3 separate regions of the Homo sapiens genome follow, and all the other regions are linked to region 3. The links are chromatin contacts, found by Hi-C or POLR2A ChIA-PET in ENCODE. All regions are on one chromosome and are shown on one strand. Each heading gives the region's core, a stretch centred on a gene start or an enhancer-like site at or near the end of the contact. The rest is flanking DNA. Distances are from core to core; before and after follow the strand shown.

Region 1 (3,949 bases), core at 1,393-3,892, 2.4 Mb before region 3:
CTAGAAAAGAAGACAGAGGCAGAGTGCCATGGCTCACGGCTGAAATGCCAGCACTTTGGGAGGCCAAGACGGGTGGATCACCTGAGGCCAGGAGTTCCAGATCAGCCTGGTTAACATGGTGAAACCCCGTCTCCACTAAAAATACAAAAAGTAGCCGGGTACGGTGGAGTGGGCCTGTAATCCCAACTACTCAAGAGGCTGAGGCAGGAGAATCGCTTGAATCCATGAGGTGGAGGTTGCAGTTAGCTGAGATTGCACCACTGCACTCCAGCCTGGGCAACAGAGCGAGATCCTGCCTCAAAACAAAACAAAACAAAAACAGCCGGGCGCAGTGGCTCACGCCTGTAATCCCAACACTTTGGGAGGCCAAAGCCAGCAGATCACGAGGTCAGGAGTTCAAGACCAGCCTGGCCAACATGGCGAAACCCCGTCTCTACTAAAAACACAAAAATTAGTCGGGCGTGGTGGCAGATACCTGTAATCCCAGCTACTCGCGGGGGGGGCTGAGGCAGAAGAATCGCTTGAAACTGGAAGGTGGAGGTTGCGGTGAGCCGAGATGGCGCCATTGCACTCCAGCCTGGGCAACAAGAGCGAAACTCCATCTCAAAAAAAAAAAAAAGACACAAAATAATTATAAATAATTAAGTTATGATTATGTCAAATGCTACACAGCAGTATAGAATGTTATTAGAATACTGCGTGCTGCACATTTGGTAATTATTATTATTTTTTGAGACACAGTCTTGCTCTGTTGCCCAGGCTGTAGTGCAGGGGCGTGATCTCAGCTCACTGCAACCTCCTCCTCCCAGGTTCAAGCGATTCTCCTGCCTCAGGCACCTGAGTAGCTGGGATTACAAGGGCGCGCCACTACACCTGGCTAATTTTTGTATTTTTAGTAGAGACGGGGTTTCACCATGTTGGCCAGGCTGGTCTCGAATTCCTGACTTCAGGTGATCCACCTGCCTCTGCCTCCCAGTGTTGGGACTGCAGGCGTGAGCCACCGCGCCCGGCCTTCATAATTCTTTTTAACTGAAATTGGGTAAATAAGTAGACTGTAGACTCCTGCCCTATTTTCAAAACTGCAGAAGCATTGCTAGCGTCTTATTAAAATTAAATCACTTCTCGGTAACAAGAATTGGACCGGGCACACAACAGATGTCATACCTTAGAATGAGTACCAAGCTCTTTTTCATCTTTAAGAGAATCTGTGTATTACAAATAAACATTTCCATAAACCAATATTTGACCACGGCAAGTGTGTAATACTTTCTGGATCACACCCATTTTCACATGCTGTCGGCTAATCAAAAACAAAAATCCCCATTTTGGGTATGGCTTTATTTTCTAAAGCGGGCGTTACGGGGGTAAGAATTAACAGAGACTTCCTCCTCCATGTCAAGCATGAAGCGTGGTGCTTTGAAACCTGCAACCTGACTTGCTGTGCACAACGCAAGAGAAAGTTACGATCTAACCTATTATAAGCGTCACATCAGGAAACAGGTTTCTCTCGACGAAACTAAAAATAGCAACTCCGCCCACTCGTTCTCAACCCCTTTAGCCCGCTTTGTTTTTCTCCAGAGCACTCATCCGTCACTAGTATTTTTATTGAATATTCAATGACCCTTTCCTTCCTCCCAGGCCTCCAGGCCGTAAGCATCGAGAGAGCCTGAGTCCCCGCGACCGCGTATGGCAGCGTCGGAGTCAATCCGCTGGAACGCCTGCCACAAGATGAAAAACAGCCAAGAGGAGCAAGGAACAAAAAAGACTGGTTCCGATCCCGGTGAGGGTCACTTCCAAGATCGGCCTGGCATTACCTGGTACTGGGACAGGGCGGGCTCTTCGCCGCCGCCGCTGGGGCCCCGAAGGCGAACGACTAAGAAGGAGCTGTCTTCTCCGTCCCACAGGAAAAGCTCTCCGCCGAGGCCAAAGACCACGTTTCTCGTCAGCAACTGCGGCGGCGGCGACGAAGGCAACGACGAAGAAGCTGGTTTCTCAGCTTCGGTTGGACTCTGGTTTTTCAGTCCCTCCCGGAGCCGCAAGAACACGACGTGGTTAGGAAGCCAGGTCTGCCACAGCTCGCCGTCGCCCACCGGTCCCTCGGCGGCCGCCATCTTGGCCCAACTGCTCCCCTCACTCCAGTTGCTCAGCCCGCCGCTGAGCACAGCCAATCCGCGGCCGTCCACTCACTGTTTCGGCCAATCACCGAGCAGACGGCCCGGAAGCTCGAGAGGCTCGTGCCAGGTCGGGGGGCGAAGGCGAGGCCAGCCCACCAAGCAGGGGCGTCACCAAGGGAAAGCCAATCACCATTATTTCTGAAGCCCAAGGGGGCGGGACGAGAAGTCAACATAATGGTGGTGCTGCTGGAAATCTAGCACCTGGGGAGAGCCTGAGACTTGTGTATCTAATTGCCTATTGGACACCTCCATCTGGGTAAACCCAGGCATCCAGAACTTTCCCTCAAGACTTACCTCCCTCAGTGCAGGTCGGGCTGGCCTCACGCATTTCGCTTGGATGCCTAAATCTGTCTCCACGTGGGGCCGGTCGATAAAACAACACTTCCCAGAATACGCTGCGATCCATTCGCGGTCTGCACCCGGAAAGTACACCTCCCAGGGGTCTGTGCGCGCCTCCAGGGAACGGGTCTTGTGGCTTTGTCTCCCGCGAAGAGGAGATGGCGGAGTCGTTGAGGTCTCCGCGCCGCTCCCTGTACAAACTGGTGGGCTCGCCGCCTTGGAAAGAGGCTTTCCGGCAGGTGGGTATGGGGTTTGTGCAGTGGTCTACCCTAGATCGTCCCGGTGACCGCCGTCTTCCCTGCCTTCGCCTTAGCCCTGCTCCGTGGAGCAGGTGCCGCAGCGCGCCTGGTCTGGTCAAACCCAGGCCTGCTGACTGTAGAGTGTGGGATTAGCCCGGGTCGGTCAAGTCCTAGAAAGCCTTGTTTTTGGATTCGATTTTGTTTTGAATTTAAATTGTGGTCAGGACATCACCGTTTGCACCTCTGCAATAACACTACCTACTGTTGCTGCGGAGGTGGCCACCGAGAGAGGCACTTTGTCTACGTTCGTCTTGTGAGATAGAGATGATTTCTATTCTAGAGAGTAGTAAAATGAGGCTTAGAAGAGGGCTCCACCTCAGTTCTGGCCTCTTCTGAACACAGTGTGGTTATTAGTAAGTAATGTCCAAGAAAGTAACCCGACGCAAGAAAGATAGCAGATACAGCAGAGTTTCTCAGCCTTGACAATGGACATTTTGAGGGAGATATTTATATGTTGTGGAGGGTTGTTTAAGCCACGTCTCGGGCCTCCACCCACTAGATGCTAATAGTCCTATAACTAGAATTGTGACAACCAGAAATGTCTCCAAGCATTGCCAAATGTTCCTTGGGGGACAAAACCTCCCTGAGTTCAGAAACGCTGCTGTGCAGGAAGGCCGTTACCCAGCCATATCTAGAGTAGCAAGAATTTGGAAGGAATATAAATGTTCTGTAATAGGACATTGGATGCTGAGATATTATGCACACAACCATTAAGGAAACTGGCAAGCTAGAATAAAAAATATGGTTCTTTGTAAATACGTGTACAAAGCATTGTAATTTTATGTATCTCTACAGAGGAATATGCAAAAGTAACACTAGTTAGTATTATCATTGAAATTTTGTGTCTATAAACTTTCTTTAATGTTTTCTCAACTAATGTAAGAGTGTTTTTTAAAAATAGAAATGCTTTTTTTTTCCCCCCCAATCTTGCTCTTTTTTCCCAGAGATGCCTGGAGAGAATGAGAAACAGCCGGGACAGGCTCCTAAACAGGTACCGCCAGGCTGGAAGCAGTGGGCCAGGGAATTCTCAGAACAGCTTTCTAGTTCAAGAGGTGATGGAAGAAGAGTGGAATGCTTTGCAGTCAGTGGAGAATTGTCCAGAAGACTTGGCTCAGGTCAGGCTGGGCTATGTGTTTT
Region 2 (3,953 bases), core at 413-2,912, 2.3 Mb before region 3:
AATTCCTACCCTTGCAAATTCTGATTTGGTACTTGTTGAGGAGCTTGAGAATCTCTTCAAAGTTCCCTAAGGGATTCTCAAGTCCAACCAGGCTGCAGAATCACTGCTTTATATCCTGACAAGGCAACTTATAATCAAAGGTCCCCACTGGGTTCTTTTTTAGGATAGTGTATAACAGGATTTGCTACTAAACAGTAAGAAAAAGAAGAAACTGAAGCATTAATCACTATTGTGATGAACCACTTACTTGAAAGTGTTTAAAGATTAATTCAGGATTGAAGTACAACTGAAAAGGTGTGATCAATTCCAACTGCTGAAATAGAAAAAGAGCTTCTTAAAGCAAATCAAGAAACAAAATTTCATCATTTACAACAAAGAATTAGTAGGTCTAGCAATTTCCAACTCTCGGTCACTTAGACGTGATTTCCTTTAAGCCTTTCTTCTTAGGCCAGAGGAAGAGGTTGGTAAAGAATTCTCTAGGATTGGTAGAATTCTTTGTATCCTCAATACCTAACACAAAAAAGTCTGTTTTATGTTGCAATAGTTGAGGCTGACATGAAGAAATGAGGCAGACAGGTGGTGATATTTTAGACACAGGACAAATAAAAACAGCTGCTATGAATCTACCCACCACATGGGCACCACCTGAAACAGCTGTATGAAACAACAAAACTCACTTGAAATAACGGAGACTGGAGACCCTGCCACCGTTAGGGCTGGGTACCTCCAGCTAGCCCCTTATTTAGATCCAGAGACCCTTTTTATTATAAGCCATTCCCCTCTCGACAGTTTCCAGCTTGCTTTCCCCATTCCTGTTTCTTCACTAAACGGACCTTCCTCTCACTAGTCACCATGGTACCACCTGGCCATTGGCAGAGCTCTCGGACACATTTCTTGGGTGGGAGGCTCCCGCAACCCTAACCCGCTATAGGTCCGGCGCTCATCTCTTAGAAACTGACCTGACCCCCCATGAAGCAGCACTCCCTTCTCGCGTCACTGGATAAGCATTCTTGGCGCCAACTCGAACCCCAGAGTAATCCCTGTACGCCTCCACCCATCCCCGGGACCAGCCCCTCTGGGCCTCCCCGAGGCCCAAACCCCAGTTTCCTGAAGACCCAGTCATATCCAGCCCAGATAATGAGAAGGTGGCACTGCAGCTGCTCACCACGGCGGCGGTGGTGAGGACGCAGGCAGTGGTGTAGGCGCGGCTGACCGGTGGGATCTGCAGGTACTCCAGCCGCAAGCTCTGGTACGCCATCTTCCCCACCGTCGCCTGCCCCACCCCCCACCCACCCCATTTCCCCTTCCGCCAGCAGGCCCCGGCGGCGGGGCGGGCCCAAAGGCCCCCCGCCCACTTTAGTTTTCCCGCGACTGCCCAATCAACGCCAAGCAACCGCAATCCGTAGAGACCTAAGGAACGCACATCCGCCAATCACGAGTTGCGTCGCCACCGCCCCCCCCCAGCGCCCCATCTCCCCACCCTCTCTTCTCCACCAGCCAACGTCCGGGAAAAACGAGTAAGTACAGGTTCCTTCTGCCAATCCCCGCCGGCCACAGCTAACTTTCCCGCCCGGCCCCTTTCTGTCATAATTGAGGTGTCCACAACCAGCCAATCAGGAACGCGAGAGTATCCCGCGTTTGCTTTCGCTCGCCGAGGCGCGTATCAGTCGGAATTTTGGGGAGCCAACCGCGCCGTCTGTCCCTGGCAAGCCAGCGGCGGTTTAAAGGAGGTGGCGGGAAGCCTGTGTGTGCTTCAAATCGTCACCCTCATGGTCGCTCCGGTAAGTGCTGCGGGGCAGCATTTTCTCTGAGGAGGAGCGGGGACGGGCGAGACTGGCATAAGCGTCTTCGCGAGGGAGCAAGGCGGCCTGTGGGTCGGCCTCACCCCGGCCTCCGACCTGAAGATCCCAGCATGCAGCGCGGGCGCGGGGCCCGACGGAAGCCGGGAGCCGGCCGGAAGCAGTTCCTGCGCTCTGGCTTCTGGGTCCTGTCCTGCGCGATCGCGGGGTCTTAGACAGCTCAACTCGCCGAGATGACCTGGGCACCTCTGCGTTGAATCGGCAAATACTGATCAAGCCGCATTTATTCTGCTCTCAGGAACTCTAAGTCTAGCAGAGAAGATGAGGCGGTAGAAGTTCATCAGTCAGTGCCCGAAGAGAGGTCCTAATGGGAATTCGAAGAAAGGAGTTAATCAAGGAAGTGTATTTTTTTGTTGTTGTTTGAGATGGCGCCCACCTGTAATCCCAGCTACTTGGGAGGCTGAGCTAAGAGGATCACTTGAACTTAGGAGGCAGAGGTTGTAGCGAGCCGAGATCATACCACTGTACTCCAGCCTGGGCGAAAGAGTGACACTTTGTCTCAAACAACAACAACAACAAGAAAATTAGCCAGGCATGGTGGCCTGCACCTGTTGTCCCGGCTACTTGGGAGACTGAGGTGGGAGGATTGCTTGGGCGCGGGAGGTTGAGGCTGCAGTGATCTGTGATCGTGCCACTGCATTCCAGCCTGGGCGACAGAGCGACAACATGTCTCAAAAGAAAAAAAGAAAAACAGAAAGAAATCCTACCTTACATATACAGCCAAACAGTTATAACCACTCCATATTTAACCATTACAAACGTAAATTTTTATTTTATTTTATTTTTTGAGACAGAGTCTCGCTCTGTTGCCCAGGCTGGGGTGCAGTGGCACAATCTCGGCTCACCGCAACCTTCGCCTCTCGGGTTCCAGTGATTCTCCTGCCTCAGCCTCCCGAGTAGCTGGGATTGCAAGTATCCACCATCACGCCTGGGTAATTTTTGTATTTCTAGGAGAGATAGGGTTTCGCCATGTTGGCCAGGCTGGTCTCGAACTCCTGACCTCAGGTGATTCGTCCATCCGGCCTCCTAAAGTGCTGAGATTACAGGCATGAGCTATCGTGCTCAGCCTACAAACATAAATTCTTAAGATTGGCTGCATCTTATCTTCCCATAAGATTTGACTGTACTGCTTATTGCAAATTATTTCATAAAGTGCGTCCTAAATTCACCTGATAATTGAAGTAGCAGTTTGTTTTAGCTAATTGCCTTTATCTGAAGGAATAATAAAATTTCTCTTATTTCTATGACAAGCAATATCATTTCATCTCAGAAAAAGATGCCTAGGTTGAATTCCCACAATGACAAGGAGATAGGGGTTTTATTTTCCTAGATGTTTATATTTGAGAGGAATTACTCGCAGACCCTTGAAAAAACATGTCAGGGTTATAAAGCTGACAAGGGACTTACTCATCTTCTAATTGGGTTTTTTTCAGATGGCTTGGCTGGAGGACAAGCAAATTGAGGACATTGGCAACGGAGTGATCAAAATGATAGATCATGAGGCCTAAAATGAATAAGGAAAGAAGAGAAGTGGCAGAGGCTGAGAACAGAAAGAGAGGGTGGAGGGGCTGTAAATCTTGAAGATTAGGGTATAATATGAGTATATGGGTAAGAATTGGAAGAATTGTGTAGGAGGCAGTAGTCAAAAAGTAGAAGCAGTTTGGAAGAGTAGTTACAAATATCAAGAGCCAGGTGGCTAAAAGGTGGAGCTATAGGTCATTGAAGCTCAAGAAACTGAGTCTCTAGGGCATTGGTTAAGTCATCTGTCTAGACTTCAAAGTTGTCTAGGATGATAATTCAGAAGACTGATCTGTGCCAAAGTCACAGGTAAGGGAAGTGAACAACGAGGAGGGGAAAAGGGAGGGTATAGGCTGATGGAAGGAGCCTCAGAGAGGCAAAGAGTTTATATCCTGTTGTGGGAGTGGCATCAGGTATAAAGGAACACAAACTCCTTATTTTTTATTGATTTGCTTCTTTGTTTGCTATCTGTAATGTGATTGGTTACTTCCTGCAGAAGATTTTTTTTTTCCAAATGAATTATTTCCTTTTTACATTTGCAGGTTTTTCACGACTGAAAACAACATAGCAAAATAA
Region 3 (3,399 bases), core at 129-2,628:
ACCTTCAACCCCCAGGTTTCAGTGGACAGCCTCTCCTGGGAGTTTATCGTTTCCACTGTGGATGACAGCAACCTAGTGTATCCCCCCAAGGTGGGAGCCAGTTGTGCTTGGGGCTCTGAGCAAAAGAGGGTACTGGAAATAATTGGACGAAAAGGGAGGAGAGAGGGAGCAGGTCAGGGGCGCTGGCAATTGAAGTCTAGCTTCTCCCAGACCTGCTCCCATTTCTCCCCAGGATGGTGTCTGGGTCCGGGGCCTGTACCTGGAAGGTGCTGGCTGGGACCGGAAGAACTCCTGCTTGGTGGAGGCAGAGCCCATGCAGCTTGTCTGCCTCATGCCCACGATCCACTTCCGGCCTGCAGAGAGCCGCAAGAAGAGCGCCAAGGGTGGGACAGCTCCCCAGGCAGGACCTGCCTGCCCCGTCCCTAGTTTGGAACTTAACCCATTCTCTGCTCCAGCCCATCCCACACCCGCTCCTGCCCTGCTCCTGCCCTGCTCTCCCGGAGGCTCCAGGGGTCTGACTTCTCCTCTCCTTTCCCCCAGGCATGTACTCCTGCCCCTGCTATTACTATCCCAACCGGGCAGGCAGCTCAGACCGAGCCTCCTTTGTCATCGGCATTGACCTGCGGTCTGGGGCCATGACACCTGATCATTGGATCAAGAGGGGCACTGCTCTACTCATGAGCCTGGACAGCTGAGACCTCCTCCTCTTCTCCGCTTGAGAGAGAGGGTCAGGGACTCCAGGAGCTAAGACAGATGTTGCACCTAGGACTGAGGCCGGACCTCACTCAGACTTTGACCTTGGCCGAATTTGTGTGATGTGGCCCTGGAGATACCTAGTTGTGTTAGCCATAAAAGTGAAAGAGTTGTATTGGAGCTCAGTGCTGTAAAACACCCGCGACAACAAGCCTTAAGTCTCTCAATGCAATGGTGAGGGTCTGGGGAGGGAGGAAGCCCAGGCCTCACGGAGGACAGAGCTACTGCGGAGCTGCTACTGGACGGGGAAAGAAGCGAGGGAGGTGGGGCGGCCTGGAGCGGAACGGAGGCGTGGCCCTGAACGAATGGGCAGGGCGGAGCCGCCTGAAGAGGCTGTGGCTTAAGTCTCCGGGCAGGACTTCAGTGGGTGGGGCGGGGCTTACCTTAGAAGGGCGCGTGATCCAAATGAGTAGGGATTTGTCAGGCAGGGATCAGGGCTGAACCCCGTACACTGCACCCTGAGGCCCGCACCCTGAAGCCCGCACCCCGCACCCGGCATCCTAGCCGGCACCCGCCCTGAGGCGAGCGGGACCGGCAGAAGACGGGGCGGAGCCGGAGAGGGGGACTAGAGCGCGAGGAGGGGCGGGACCACAAGGGGGCGGGGCTGGGGAGCGGGGGTGCGGGTGTTTGTGTTGGAAAATCCAACTGCGCCACTGGGCGGAGCGGCCCCCCCAGCCCCGGCCTGGGAGAAGGGGGGGCCGCTCGACCCCCTGGGATACCTTGGGGAGCCTGAACACCTGGGACCCCCCCCAGAACCAGGTAACGGGGAGCCGCGAGGACGTCTGTAAAGAGGGAAACCCTCTCCTTGCAGCAGGGCAGGACGCCTGAGTCTCTGGAGGGGTAGAGCTGGGGATGGACGTTTGGGTCTTGGGAAGGGCACTGGGAAGAAGACTGGGGCGGAGGTCATGGGTCCCCTAGAAGAGAGAACGGCGGGGAAGGAGGAAGAACTGGGAGGCAGATGTCTCAGGTTCCAAATGTCCAGAGGGGCCTGAAAGGACTCCCCGTTCCCCTTGGGCTGGGATTCCCCTTCCCGACTCCAGGGCGGGGCGGGGCGGGGCGCGGCGGTCCTTACTGAAGGGCAGGACTAAAGGGCAGAGTTTGCAGACAGGTCAATGCCATGGCCCAGTAAGGTCAGATGTGGTCAGACTTGGGTGTGTCCCGGTCCCAGGACTACTTTAAGTCTCCCTCCAGTTCTCTGCACGGGTGAGGTGTAGAAGCCTCAGCCTGACCTTCCCACCAGCGGCCCCGAGAGCTTCCCAGCGGTAGCCTTCGCCTTCTTCCCACCACCCCCCTGCGCCTCCCTTTCACTCCGTCTCGCCCCGCTAGCCTCCTCATCCCTAGTCCTTCTCCCACTCCGCCGTTCCCGAACCCTAGCGCGCCCCGCACGGCTTCTCGGTGCGGAGCCTTCCCAACGTAGCCACAAGATGGCGAGGGCGAGACGCACCCAGGGCAGGTGGGGGATGTGACCGTGAAAGTAGCTGAAGCCCCCCGCCCCGGTCCGAGGGAAAGGTAGGCTGAGGCCCCCACTTGACTTCCTGTGATCTGGGCCCCCTCACAGGAAATTGTGGGCAGGAGGTCGCAGCGCAGAAGACGGGGAGGGGGCTGGGGACTCAATCTCCGCCTCTCCCGGCTGGGGTAAATAGTGGGGAGGGGGGCACGCGGGGTGGTTGCTAAGCGACGTAGATTCGCTTCCTGTTTGCTGCAGCTTATGTTGTGACACTGGTGGGGGTTAGAGACAGCGGAGGGCCTGAAGACTGTGGGGAAGGCCGAGGGCAGGACGCCTGGTTCCCGGGACAGGAAGAGCCCTGGGAGGAAGGCGGGGAGGTAGCGAGCTGCGCCGCGACCGAAGGGGACTCGGTGGTTGTCCGGAGGGGGTTAGGGACCGAGGCGCAGCGTTGACCTCGGCTCCCCTTCCCTCCCCTGGGTTGCTTGTCCTGTTGCCAGAGTAACTGGAGGGCGAGACTTGGGAGCCGGATTCCCGAACTCTCCCGTCCGCCCAATCCGCTCCAGCGGTCGGCCCTGACGTCAGGGCCCTGGCAGCCAATGGGGAAGGGGGATGATAGCGACAGGAAAGGGAGAGGGGAGGGGCAGCGGCGGAGGCTGGGAGGCAGCAGCTGCCTGGGACCCGCACGTGCACTCCCACACGCTCGCGCCCACCCCCCGCCCTGCGCCGCACGCGCCCGAGCACCCCCTTGCGCCTGCGCGGCGAGCCGGGCGCCCCCCTCCCCTCGTGGAGTCTGTGTAAAGCCGCCTGAGGCTGCGCTCTTCAGCCCCTGGGGACCCACACGTCTCGGTCGGTCTGCACCGTTTCGCCGGTCGCGACCATAATGCCCAGCCTGGCTCGGGAGGGCCGACTACCTGTTCCCCACCTCCCCCCAGCTGGCGCCCCACACTCCCAGGTGGGCTGGGCGGAGCTGTGGTTTCCGGCCCCATCTGCTCGGCCGCTGCCTTCCCGGGCTCTGGCTTAAGTTGCTTTCCCAAGAGAAAGCGAGCGGGTACCAGCGCCCCTTCCCAAGGCTTCTCCCGCCCGGGCCCAGCTGCTGTTGGTGGCGGAGGAGGGCACTGCGGGGAAGCCCCGGACGGCCCAGGTGATTCTTCTGGGCCATCACGCCCCTTCTTCGCGTGAATTCCTGCTCTTTGATGTGC

Evidence for each region. A loop is a pair of places that touch in the nucleus more often than their neighbours do. ChIA-PET counts read pairs that join two places held with the same protein, here RNA polymerase II (POLR2A). Pooled maps may share reads with other maps.
Region 1: a loop to region 3 is called in a pooled map, with 9 times the contacts of the local background. The contact joins the promoter of RPAIN here to the promoter of KDM6B in region 3. A Hi-C loop is called at or near these places in 1 of 168 maps with a recorded cell type or tissue (B cell) and 7 of 50 pooled maps. POLR2A ChIA-PET finds 5 or more read pairs at or near these places in 2 of 52 experiments (activated CD4-positive, alpha-beta T cell and activated T-cell).
Region 2: a pooled map shows a loop between it and region 3 (9-fold over the local background). The contact joins the promoter of MIS12 here to the promoter of KDM6B in region 3. A Hi-C loop is called at or near these places in 2 of 37 single-sample maps with no recorded cell type and 9 of 50 pooled maps.

The regions. Positions count from the first base shown.
Region 1 is chr17:5,417,540-5,421,488 of GRCh38, forward strand. It overlaps RPAIN (RPA interacting protein), which reads left to right and starts at 2,643. Exons shown (of 7, transcript NM_001033002.4): 1 at 2,643-2,752; 2 at 3,757-3,927. The coding sequence starts at 2,672. NUP88 (nucleoporin 88) reads right to left here and starts at 2,123. Exons shown (of 17, transcript NM_002532.6): 1 at 1,815-2,123. The coding sequence starts at 2,111. RefSeq lists enhancers at 1,485-2,124, 1,760-2,297, 2,298-2,835, 2,565-2,684, 2,695-2,914.
Region 2 is chr17:5,484,904-5,488,856 of GRCh38, forward strand. MIS12 (MIS12 kinetochore complex component) reads left to right here and starts at 1,663. Exons shown (of 3, transcript NM_001258217.2): 1 at 1,663-1,781; 2 at 3,293-3,686; 3 at 3,920-3,953. DERL2 (derlin 2) reads right to left here and starts at 1,275. Exons shown (of 7, transcript NM_016041.5): 1 at 1,166-1,275; 2 at 248-313. The coding sequence starts at 1,258. RefSeq lists enhancers at 933-1,112, 1,153-1,212, 1,833-1,932, 2,173-2,282 and silencers at 1,383-1,542, 1,492-1,659.
Region 3 is chr17:7,832,839-7,836,237 of GRCh38, forward strand. KDM6B (lysine demethylase 6B) reads left to right here and starts at 1,379. Exons shown (of 24, transcript NM_001348716.2): 1 at 1,379-1,512. DNAH2 (dynein axonemal heavy chain 2) reads left to right here. Exons shown (of 86, transcript NM_020877.5): 84 at 16-90; 85 at 233-383; 86 at 541-904. The coding sequence ends at 695. LOC124904106 (translation initiation factor IF-2) reads right to left here. Exons shown (of 4, transcript XM_047437265.1): 4 at 2,570-3,399. The coding sequence ends at 2,779. RefSeq lists enhancers at 471-1,082, 1,713-2,212 and silencers at 1,351-1,510, 2,761-3,180, 3,201-3,260.